Linked DNA regions of Homo sapiens: region 1 is linked to region 2. Evidence: chromatin contacts called from ENCODE POLR2A ChIA-PET data. All regions are on one chromosome and are shown on one strand. The core of a region is the stretch at or near the end of the contact, and the rest is flanking DNA. Distances in the headings are between cores, read along the strand shown. Region 1 holds the start of EEF1E1 (eukaryotic translation elongation factor 1 epsilon 1). Region 2 overlaps LOC105374910 (a long non-coding RNA gene).

Region 1 (5,323 bases), core at 854-3,353, 78 kb after region 2:
ATTTTGTTCTTGTTTTTTTTTTAGTATCATTATGAACTCATAGACTTAAACATATTCAACATGTTTCAATTCATTGCAATTATTCTTATCGACTCTCAGCTTGTAATGACTATTATTGACCCTCAAGTGATCTGATCCTACCCTTTGACTCCCCTCATTACTCTTAGATACTTTCTTTTCTTTCTACTATAACTAGATGGTCCAGACTGATCTCCCCGCAAGGTTTGGATTCAGCCGGTCTCCAAAGAGCCCCCATTTCTTTTTGTGGGAAATAGTATTTGAAACCAGAATCTGGGTGCTGGGGTGCTCATTGCTACTGAGTTGTCCTTGTTTCTAGGCCTTTTAAGTAAACAGAGCTAGGTAGGAAATACTTTTCATTTTCCTTAAGATAAAAGCGTCATAAGTTCATATTGATATTACAATTCAAATTCAGGACCAGAAAGTTTTGATTTAACCTCATCTACCTTACAACTCCTCTTTTGGGCAACACCAAACACCCAACTTTCCAGCAACACCACATGATTGCATCTTTGCTTTATTCCACAGTACATATACAGCACCATACCAATGCTGACACTGCCAAGATGCTAACCAAACCAACAAACAAAAAGAACCAAAAACAGGTTTTCATGAATTTTGTCCTTAAAGCATATCTTACTAAGAGTATACAATTAAATGACTGTGCTATAAAGTCACTTAAAAGAGGTCCACACTGGGTGATGATGTCATCAATTTGATGTACAATATGCTTTGTTCTGCTTTCAGTTTTTTAGGGATTTCTTTTTTAATTTGATATTTCTATAATTATGCAAAGGCCAAACCTTATTTTCAATATACCACCCATTGGCATTGGATAAATGTTAATTTTTTTAAAAAATGTTTTATTACAAGCAAAAAGTGTACCTAAACCCTGAAAATGGATATGTGAATTATCTTAGAGGGTTGGTCTTTTAAAAAGTAGTAGAATAGTCATTCCATTATCTGAATATGGAAAGTAAAACAGATAATTTAGTGCCTAACAATCCACTTATACTGAAATTTCTTTTGTATTTTGTTATGTTGATTTGGCAAAAGTTTCTTTTCCTTATGTTTACTTCTGCTGACAGAGTAAACTCATTAAGTATTCTGGGATAGGGAAGGTGTAACACAGTAACAACATTCCCCACTAAACTTTGATATTTCTGATTCAATGATGAGTTACCTTGTAGGATTGTTCTATTTCTCTCAGACTAATACACACTTTGTTTATTCATTCTTCAAAGTGGAAAATATTTTGTATTTTCACAAATCTTTTGGAAATATTCAACATATACTACTAATTTTCTTTCTTTCTTCCTTTCTTTCTTTTTTGAAGATACAAGAATGTAGCAAGTTAGTGGGGCAAAGTTATGCACCTTGTTTATTTATATACCAAAACTTCATAAATTATGTAACCAGCCTTCTGGTACTGCAAAAAAAGATCATTAATGCCATTAATGGCTTATTTCCTTGAGCTGTAATTATTTGACCCCTATCTGACATACTCCGTGTTCTGTGAATAATCTTTAAATGTATAATTCTACTGCTAGTGTTGAGCTGTAGATCAACAGTAGAAAAACCAGTTTTTCGAATTCACCACTACAACACAATTAAAATCCTCATGAATTATGCTACACGTTAGAAACTCCTAATGGACTGTGAACTTTTTGCTATTCAATTTGATTGTTCAAATTTACAGATTCCTGAACCAAACTAAGGCAAATTTCAGTTCCCATCATATATAAATTCTCTTAGACTAGCAAATGAGTTAACGAGTTACCGCTGGCAGCCATGTCAATAGATTGCCATTTAGAGATCCAGATCCAGTCTACTGCAGCCACCGAAGCCCGGCCTTGGGGCCTTTCTACCAGTAACTAGCTCCCCAACAGTTCGAGTGGAAATTTACCATCACTTCTCCACCTGTCTCACACCCCGCCCTCAGCCCCGCCCCTTCCACCGGCCCCGCCTCCTGTGCTTTGGCGCGCGCTCTCCACGCCCCTTCCGTTCAGCCAATCGCCGCTGAAGTTTGCAGGAGTGGGACTTCTGTTTCCACCAATGCGGGAGGTTCTTGTTCTGCAGGTCTCGCGTCTGCCAGGAGCTACGGCCGGAAGATGGCGGCGGCCGCAGAGTTGTCGCTACTGGAGAAGTCCCTGGGACTGAGTAAGGGGAATAAATACAGTGCTCAGGGCGAGCGACAGGTGAGAAGGAGAGGCGGCGCGGAGGGGAAGAGGTGGACGGGAGCGGGGCCTGCCGAGCCCTGGCAGGACCCGGGCCGGCCACCAGATACGGGCGGAGTGAGGATGCTGCTACCCAGCTCCCCACGTGTCTGCGCCGCTAGCCGGCTGGCGCCTCTGGGCCTCGGCCCCTGCCATCCTACCTCCTGGAGGGAGGGGTTAACCAGCTCAGGTTGGGCTTGGCCTGAACTTCACCTCCTGGGAAATTGTCATCATCCCATTATGAGGAAACAAAACCAGTTGGAGGAGGGTCCTCACAGGGCTCTTAGACCAACCTGGAATGTATTCAGTAACTGGCTTTTTTTTTTTTCCCGTAATCGCACCTTTCATTCAGTTATTGCGCAGCGACTCCGTTATAGCTAACAGGGTGCCAGGTAGCACCGTGCTGGGTCTGGGGAATACAATGATGATTTAGGGGAACATGCTTCCTCCTCTCAGGCAGCTTGCTTTTTGGCCAGGTGGACAAACATTGCAACCATTTAAATTGGAAGAGTGCCACGTTGCACCATAAATGGCAGAGAGAACACCTAAGGAGTCTTGGCCCAATCTAGGGGATTCGGGGAAGGCGTTTCTAAAGCCTTGGATTATCAGTTTAAGTGTTACGACCCACAGTGAATGCGGGAAACATCACAAGGTATGAGATTGCCTGGTTAGGCACTGTTAGAACGTTTGTGTTTTATAGTTGTTTGTCGTAGAAGGAATGTATTAGAGAAGGAAATTGGTTGTAGGAAGACTACTTTGGATATATGTTTTTTTTGCTCCTTTGAGATTTTTTCCAAATGATGTTTGGTTTTTGTCTTTAATTTTTTCTCTTCTTCATTTGGTCCATGTGAAGATCTTGTCTAGAAAGTAGTAGTATAGTTTTTATTTAAGTTAACCTGAAGCCTAGAAAGGTTAAGTGTTCAGCCTAAGATCAGCCCTGTGATTGGTGGCAGAGTAGGCGTTGGAGCCAAAGTGGCCTTCTTTTGGTGTTTCCTCTGCCCCAGTGATAATTCCGTCCCTTCGGCCCCTACTCCCTAGCTTAGTGTATATATTATATAATATATATGTAGTATAAATATAATATATATGGCCGAGTGGACAAACATTGCAACCGTTTAAATTGGAAGAGTGCCATATATATATATATATATATATATATATATATATATATATTTTTTTTTTTTTTTTTTTGAGACAAAGTCTCACTGTGTCGCCCAGGCTGTAGTGCCATGGCATGATCTCGGATCACTGCAACCTCTGCCTCCCGGGTTCAAGCGATTCTTCTGCTTCAGCCTCCCAAGTAGCTGGGGTTACAGGTGTTCGCCACCACGCTCAGCTAATTTTTGTATTTTTAGTAGAGACCGGGTTGCACCATGTTGGCCAGGCTGGTCTTGAACTGGTGACCTCAGGTGATCCACATGCCCTGGCCTCCTAAAGTGCTGGGATTACAGGCGTGAACCACTGTGCCTGGCCTAGTTTATATTTTTTAGGGACCATTGCCAAGATATGAGTATTATCTAGTATGAGAAACAATCATCAGCAAATAATTTAAAGCACAACATAGTAAGCACTTCATGGACTGTCGTGGGTGAGCAGCAACTCTCTGGGGCTGGTGGCGCCAGGGTAAGAATTTACCAGGACAGCTGTACGTAAAGAAAAGCAGATTTATTAGAGAAAGTATGAAAATATGTTGCAAGAGTGCAACAGGCAAGTTAGTAAGAGAGGAGCTAACTGCAAGGAAACAAAGGCTGGCTGGGGATTTTACGGAATAGTACTTCAGTTGTGTGCTGAAGAGGGGTTTGTGCAGTACTGATAACACCAAGGTTGCAGTGAGCTAACTTGAGTTTTCTATCAGCCGAAGGTCCGGTGATAGCTGGACATGGAAAGATTGTTGAGTTATTTGTGCAGAAGGGCTGTGTCCTGGACCATGAAGAAAGGCAGACTTGTAGCTTATCGCCCTTCTCTTTTTGCTTTCCCTTGGTCCCCTCAACCTGACTTCTTTTCCCTAATTAGGACTCCATATGGAGCAAAACACTGTTGAGGAGTGTGAAAAAGGAAGTTAATTCTGACTATAAAAGTGGATGTATAAACTCATGGAAGAGCTGGCATTTAAGGGATTATGCTTTGAAAGATGTGTAAAACCAATAAATTATGAAGGATTGGGAAGTTTAGGGCAGTAAGTAAACCAATATGAGGAATGATGCAATGCAAGGTAAACCCCAAATTACAGTTTGAGGCCCAACTGTGAAGACTTCCGAGTTCAGAGTGTGGTTTTTAATTTAATTTTAATTAAAGCATTTTAGCAGTTAGCAGCTAGTGAAAGTTTCTGTTTACTTGTATGGGGAAAGGGTTGGCCATATGTGATAAGATTCAGCCATTTTTTGAGAAGACAGCTGACAGCAGTGAGCCAGCAATAAGGCATTCTCTGCAACATTACCAATCATAGTTTAAAAATTGAAAGCAGTTCAGAGATCCTTATCTAGGATATTGATTCTTTAAATTATGGTACATCAACACATTGACATACAGTCACGTGTTATTTAAAGACAAGGATACATTTCAAGAAATGCATTGTTAGGCAGTTTCATCATGTGTGAACATTATAGAGGGTTCTGTTTTTTTTTTGTGTGTGTGTGTGTGTGTGTGTGTGTGTGTGTGTGTGTGTTTTTGAGGCGGAGCTTCACTCTTGTTGCCCGGGCTGGAGTGCAATGGTGCGATCTCGGCTCACTGCAACCTCTGCCTCCCGGATTCAAGGGATTCTCCTGCCTCAGCCTCCCGTGTAGCAGGGATTACAGGCATGTGCCACCACGCCCGGCTAATTTTTGTATTTTTAGTAGAGACGGGGTTTCTCCGTGTTGGTTAGGCTAGTCTCATACTCCCGACCTCAGGTGATCCGCCCACCTCAGCCTCCCAAAGTGCTGGGATTACAGGCGTGAGCCACTGCGCCCAGCCTTAGAGTGTTCTTAAACCTAGATAGTTTATCCTACTTCACAAATAGTAGGTATATGATATAGCCTATTGCTCCTTCAGGCTACAAACCTGTACCGCATGTTACTGTACTGAATAATGTAGGCAGTTGTAACACAATG
Region 2 (5,728 bases), core at 986-3,485:
AGTCAGACGCTATCTCTAGTAACCATCCAGGAAGCAAAACAAAAACCGTTGTAACATTTGCTCCAAAAGGGCCAGGACTTAATTAAAAACTGACAGTTTTTCTAATTTCTGTCCCTATTTCTGAGGACCAAGCAGAGAAAGCCAAGTTGCACTCTACCAAATCCCATGGGACACCTCACTTCCAGTGAGCCCCCTCCAGCTTCCCGCACCAGCAGCCTCCAATCAGCACACTCTCCGAGCCTTCCCTTTCCCCCACTATGAAGCTTCCCCACTCCTCTGCCTGCCTCTGAGTTTCTGCCAAAAGACAAGTGATGGCAGCTGACTTGCTCATAGCACGTTCTGAGTAAGTAAACAGCCTTTGCTTATTCTCATTTGATTTTTCTTCATTTATTTCCACACGACAAAAATAAAAATTCTTTCCCAATAACTTCCGGTATTTCTTCAAGGGCAATTCTATTACATGAATGGGCTCAGCTTTTTGAGAAAGAGTCTGGTATCCACTGCAAGTAGGAAGAGATGACTTCCGAATTTCTGCGGGATTTTCCCAGAGGGCTCTGTGAGGCGAGTGACTTGTTACACTGCCCTGTGCAAAATGTCCATGGGTCAGAGAAGAGAATGAAAGTGTAGACTTTACAGCCCCACTCCCCAGGGACATTTGGACTCCTGTGATAATTCAAAATTTTACCCAGACCCCAGGACTCATGTCAAACTCTATTTCTTCCCAAAATATCTTCCCAAGCCCTTCCAGAGGAGAAGACTTAACCCGAGGGCTGCCTTCCCAGCCTCAGCCCTCACACTGTACTTGAAATCCAACCATCCTGGTCCTATTTGTGCCCCTGAATTAAAGTGCATTTTCATCTCCTATAACATGCCTTTTCCCTAGCCCCCAGTAAATGTTTCCCCAATATTCAAGGCCCAGATGAAATGGCACTTCCTCTCTTTATCTTCCCCTAACTTCCCCAAGCAAAATTACTTGCTCCCTCATCTCTGTTTGCAGAACTGAATGTAAACCTCTGCAACAGAACTTGCCATGGGACATCAGAGCAATTTGCTTATATGGCCTCCCCCTAGATGGACAGATACTCCTCAAGGACAGGAACTGTGTCCTTGATATGATGTATGCTCAGTCTTTGAACTGTGTGTACGTCATATCTCTATAGCAAGTGAAACTGGAGGGAAGAGAAGGGAAGGGAAAAGAAGGGAAGGGAAGGGAAGGGAAAGAGGGGAGGGGAGGGAGGGAAAGAGGGGGGAGGGAGAAAGGAGACATGAGGGAAGGAAGAAAGGAGGAAAAGGAAAGAAGGAAAAAAGAGAAAAGAGAGGAAAGTAAAGGAGGGAGGGAGGGAGACAGGGAAGAAGGAAGGAAGGGAGGGAGGGAAGCAGGAAGATTTTAAGAGGCGCTTAGCACATCCAACCTTTATCATGCCCTTCAGTTTTCTACATAAAGCTCTATTTGCAGGTGCCATTTCTGTTCAGGCACACCTAATAATGTTGTAGTGAGAGTCTAGTATGTAGCATTTGCTAGTAACAGAGCAAAATGTGTACACCTCCCTGAAGTTGGTAAGACACAAATGCTATCTCTTCGGCGAGTGGACAGTCGGATGAAGAGTCCCGCCTGTGCCCCTCGCCAGCTCTGTGCTCGCTTCCTAAGCTTCCTGGACCCAAGCTTTGGCATCGGTAACATGAGAACGCTAACAGCAACTCAGAGGGCTGCTACTGTACAATTAAATTAGACGTGTAGGTAAAAGTCCTGGCACAGGAAAAGCAGTCAAGACATGTTTATTTCTTTGTCTGCTTTGATTTTCTCATCTTTATTCAGGCATTCAAAATCAGAATTCAGTAGACCTGGATTGTTTCAGGCACCCAGGCACACAAAAATCATTTTTCCTCCAGAGCTCAAATGCTAAAAGCTTTAATATTTTTGAGTGACACCTCCAAAACAGGAAGTTACATTAACAAGCAAACCCATCTTCATGGATGAAACAGAGTCACCAATCTCAGAGATAAAACACACTCAGTGCTGCTGTCTTAGAAAGCCACTTCTTCCTCTGGACTCTATCCACCCCTTCCTTCCCCACCCCCAAGTTCTCTCTCCAGGTCAAGAGAAAGGCTACCCAGACACAAGCCTCTCCACTCAGTCAGCTTTTAAAAAGAGCTCTGCATTCCAGGGAGCTGAACCACAGTAAAAACAAAAACATTGCCTGCAGGGAGGATAACAGAAAGGAATTTGGGGCATGAAACAAGCTGCCCATCTGACTTCAGAAAGCCCAGCCAAGCCCTCCAAGGGCAGCTTCGGTGACCCCTCGCCCCTCTCCTGGGGTACTTGCTGCTGCTCTGGTTTTATTTATACTGGTTGCCATCAAAGCAAAGGGTGAAAAATGGTTTAGGCAATTTGGTTGAAAGAGGGGGAGTAGGAGGAAGAGAGGGTAGAAAGAGTAATGATAGAGAGAAAAGAAATTAAAACTGTATTAAATAAGACAGGGAAACTCTACAAATAACCAATTTAATTGAGGGGAGTAAAGAACTGAGAAGAGTGACTCGAAGTTAGATTCTAAACAGGCCAGGTTTGTCCTTGGTGCCCTTTTCCAAAGGCTCTATTTGGAGTTATCGTCCGTGGAATTTGCTAAGCAAGGCAGAAAGATGGAGGGCTGTAAGGATGTGTGATCACAGGTCACTGAAGATGGCATCAATCTCTCTGACATCCACACACCTGAAACCAGGCTGCAAATACAAAAACAGCCTTCTTGAAACACAGAAGAGGTGCACTGTGGGCTCTGTGGGCTTCTAGCATAATAACCGCCTTTCTCCTCCAAACTACGAAAGGGGCTGGCTGGACCCAAGCTCAGAGCCCACCTGGTTCGTGCTGACCTCATTTTCAGGTATTCCCTAGGAAGCGATGGATGTGGGAAACCCAGCAGGCTGGGAGGCACCAGCCATTTAACTTCAGTTTTGAATGATATTTGTCTTCTGAGTTGGCCCTGCAGGAAAGGGATGAGTGGTCCTGAAGTTGTCAATACAATACAGAGTGAAGGCTGGAGGCTCATCAACATCCAAGAAAACTCAAGGCAAGACCCTGCCTCGTCTCGTGGAGTTTGTCTTGACCCCAGTAGAGCAGAATCTTCCCTCTTCTGTGCTCCCAGAACATGGAATCCACATCCCTATTAATCCGTCAATCACATGTATTATAATCTATAGATTTGCGTGTTAGTCTACTTAGTAAACTATGAGTCTCTCTCTAAGGACTGTGTCTCATCCAACTCTTTAACTCCAGTGTTCAGCACAGTACCTGGTATATTATAGATTTTCAGTAAACATTCATTAGATAAATGGATTAAATTGACCAAAACCTAAAAGAGAGAGACCTCTTCTTCAACTAGTCCCCACTGACACCAAAAGTAGACATGCTTTGGTGTCAAACAAGTCCAAAACAATTATTGTCCAAACAAATGGACAATAATTTACTCACTTTTATGTTTCCACCTGGCAACTTAATTTTGAGAAGCTAACTATAAATAACAACAATTTTTGCAAAAGATGTAGCAAATATTTCCACTTAAATTTATTTGTGCTGCTTCCCAAAGTGGCTGGGATCCCCAGAACTTTAATGAAGAATTCTAATGAATCCAGGCATGGTGGCCCATATCTGTAATCCCAGCATTTTGGGAGGCCGAGGCAGGTGGATCACTTGAGCTCAGGAGTTGAAGACCAGCCTGGGCAACATAGTGAGACCTTGTCTCTACAAAAAATTTTTTAAAAATTAGCCTGGTGTGGTGGTGCACACCTGTGGTCCCAGCTACTCAGGAGGCTGAGATGGGAAGATCACTTGAGCCAGGGAGGTTGAGGCTGCAGTGAGCCGAGGTTGCACCACTGCACTCCAGCCTGGGTGACCCAGTGAGATCCTGTCTCAAAAAGAAATAAAAGGAATTCCAATGATAATTTTCAAATACAATAGTCTCTGCTAATTTGCTGAGGTCAGTCTTTCAATTACAGACTCTTGAGTTCCACCCTAACCTCACTGCATTAGAATAGTCAGGGAAAGGATTTAGGAATCCACACATTTTGAACAAGATCTTCAAGTGGTGGTTAGGATCACGCAAATTTAGGTAGTGCTCTGTCAGGGAGTACTAATACTAGAAAAAGCAAGACATTAGGAGCCAAAGGACCTGTGTTCTCTACCTGTCATTTACTAGCTGTATCACTTTATGCAATTATTTAACTGTACTGAGTTTATTTTCTCATCTGTAAAGGAAGGGAAGTAATGCCTGCCCTACTTACCCAGCAGGCAGGGTTACTGTTAAAATCAAATAGGATGCTATAAGAAAGGGACAATGTTCTGAAAAAAGCGCCACCAGTATAATGAACTCAGCCTCAACCATTTATTCATACATGTACCCTTTTCTGCCTTCAAGACAACATAATCTCTCAAAGTTGAGAATAAGTGGGCATTTCAGCGCTTAGCAAGAGTCAGGAATCCCCAAAAAACGTGGGAGTGGAATAATTTCTTGATACTATGACAAGCCAGCAGCAAAACTACTGCTGTGAGGGATTCTAAGCCTCATGATCACACAACAGCGACAGTCCAAGTTGGGGAGTGAGAGGTCTTTTCCTTCTAGAACCTTCCAAGGGACTCAAGAGCAACACCTGCCAGGCTGAGCAGTGAAGGACAGACTCTCCAGTGATGGTAGAGACTTAGGCATGCATACATCTACAGACATGGGAAGGAAGGGGGAGGTTCTGTTGTCTGTTTCTACAAACTGACCATCTGTGACACCGTCCTATCTATGAGTCACCCAACTAATTAAACTACTTCACTTAGTCTAGTCCAGAAAAATGAGAAGGAAGGTGCTCATGATTCCCTCTGTTGGTTTTAATTGTACCATGTATAAATCATTGACTTTGTGAATCTTTGCTCTGTCAGTCTTTCATTTTTCTGTGACAGTTTTTCATTTTCTGTCAGTCTTTTCATTGTTCATTCTCCAAAGAATGTTGCCCCAATTGTTTATTCTTAAATTTGCCTTCTTAAGTCTGAAACCCCATTAAGGCAAGTGACATTTTTTTGTAATGCCACCAGGTAGTCCAGTTATGAGTATTTTGTTTCATGGAATAGTCAGGAGCTACTCAGGCAGCTGGAGACATAAAGAGAAATCAACCCAACAAGAGCAGCCCTGCACAGCACCATGATGGAGTGGGGAAGATGAACGGTATTTGAAGACCGTGGTTCCAACAAGGTCAGAGTGTAAGGAATCATTTTTTGATAACAAGTATTGCCAGATGCAGCAAATAAAAATATAGAACACAGGCCAGGCATGGTGGCTCATGCCAGCAGGCAGGCAGACACTTGAGGTCAGGAATTGGAGACCAGCCTGGCCAACTAGCAAAACCCTGTCTCTACTAAAAATACAAAAAAAAATTAGCCAGGCATTATGGCGCACACCTGTAATCCCACCTACTCAGGAGGCTGAGGCAGGAGAATCACTTGAACCCAGGAAGTGGAGGTTGCAGTGAGCCGAGATTGCGCCATTGCACACTCCAGCCTGGGCAACAGAGTGAGACTCTGTCTCGAAAAATATATGTATAAATATATATGTATATTATATATATACACACATATAACTATTTTTATATATATAATATATATATAAAAAATAGTTTTATAGAGAGAGAGAAAGAACACTCAGTTAAATACAAATGTCAGGTACACCGTGTAATTATTTAGCATAAGTATGTCTCA

What was found. ChIA-PET counts read pairs that join two places held with the same protein, here RNA polymerase II (POLR2A).
Region 1: POLR2A ChIA-PET joins it to region 2 with 16 read pairs in BJ. The contact joins the promoter of EEF1E1 here to the enhancer-like site in region 2. POLR2A ChIA-PET finds 5 or more read pairs at or near these places in 4 of 52 experiments (BJ, Panc1 and WTC11).

The regions. Positions count from the first base shown.
Region 1 is chr6:8,099,328-8,104,650 of GRCh38, reverse strand. It overlaps EEF1E1 (eukaryotic translation elongation factor 1 epsilon 1), which reads left to right and starts at 2,103. Exons shown (of 4, transcript NM_004280.5): 1 at 2,103-2,216. The coding sequence starts at 2,130. EEF1E1-BLOC1S5 (EEF1E1-BLOC1S5 readthrough (NMD candidate)) reads left to right here and starts at 2,056. Exons shown (of 7, transcript NR_037618.1): 1 at 2,056-2,216. RefSeq lists silencers at 1,851-2,050, 2,191-2,310, 2,519-2,704.
Region 2 is chr6:8,176,931-8,182,658 of GRCh38, reverse strand. The region is part of intron 2 of LOC105374910 (a long non-coding RNA gene); the gene reads right to left. Among named protein-coding and RNA genes, the nearest start is that of EEF1E1-BLOC1S5, 77 kb to the right of the region's middle. RefSeq lists an enhancer at 2,246-2,791. Within about 2 kb of position 2,235, at least 2 of the 41 ENCODE cell types and tissues checked have a DNase peak (open chromatin) inside an H3K27ac peak, as active enhancers do.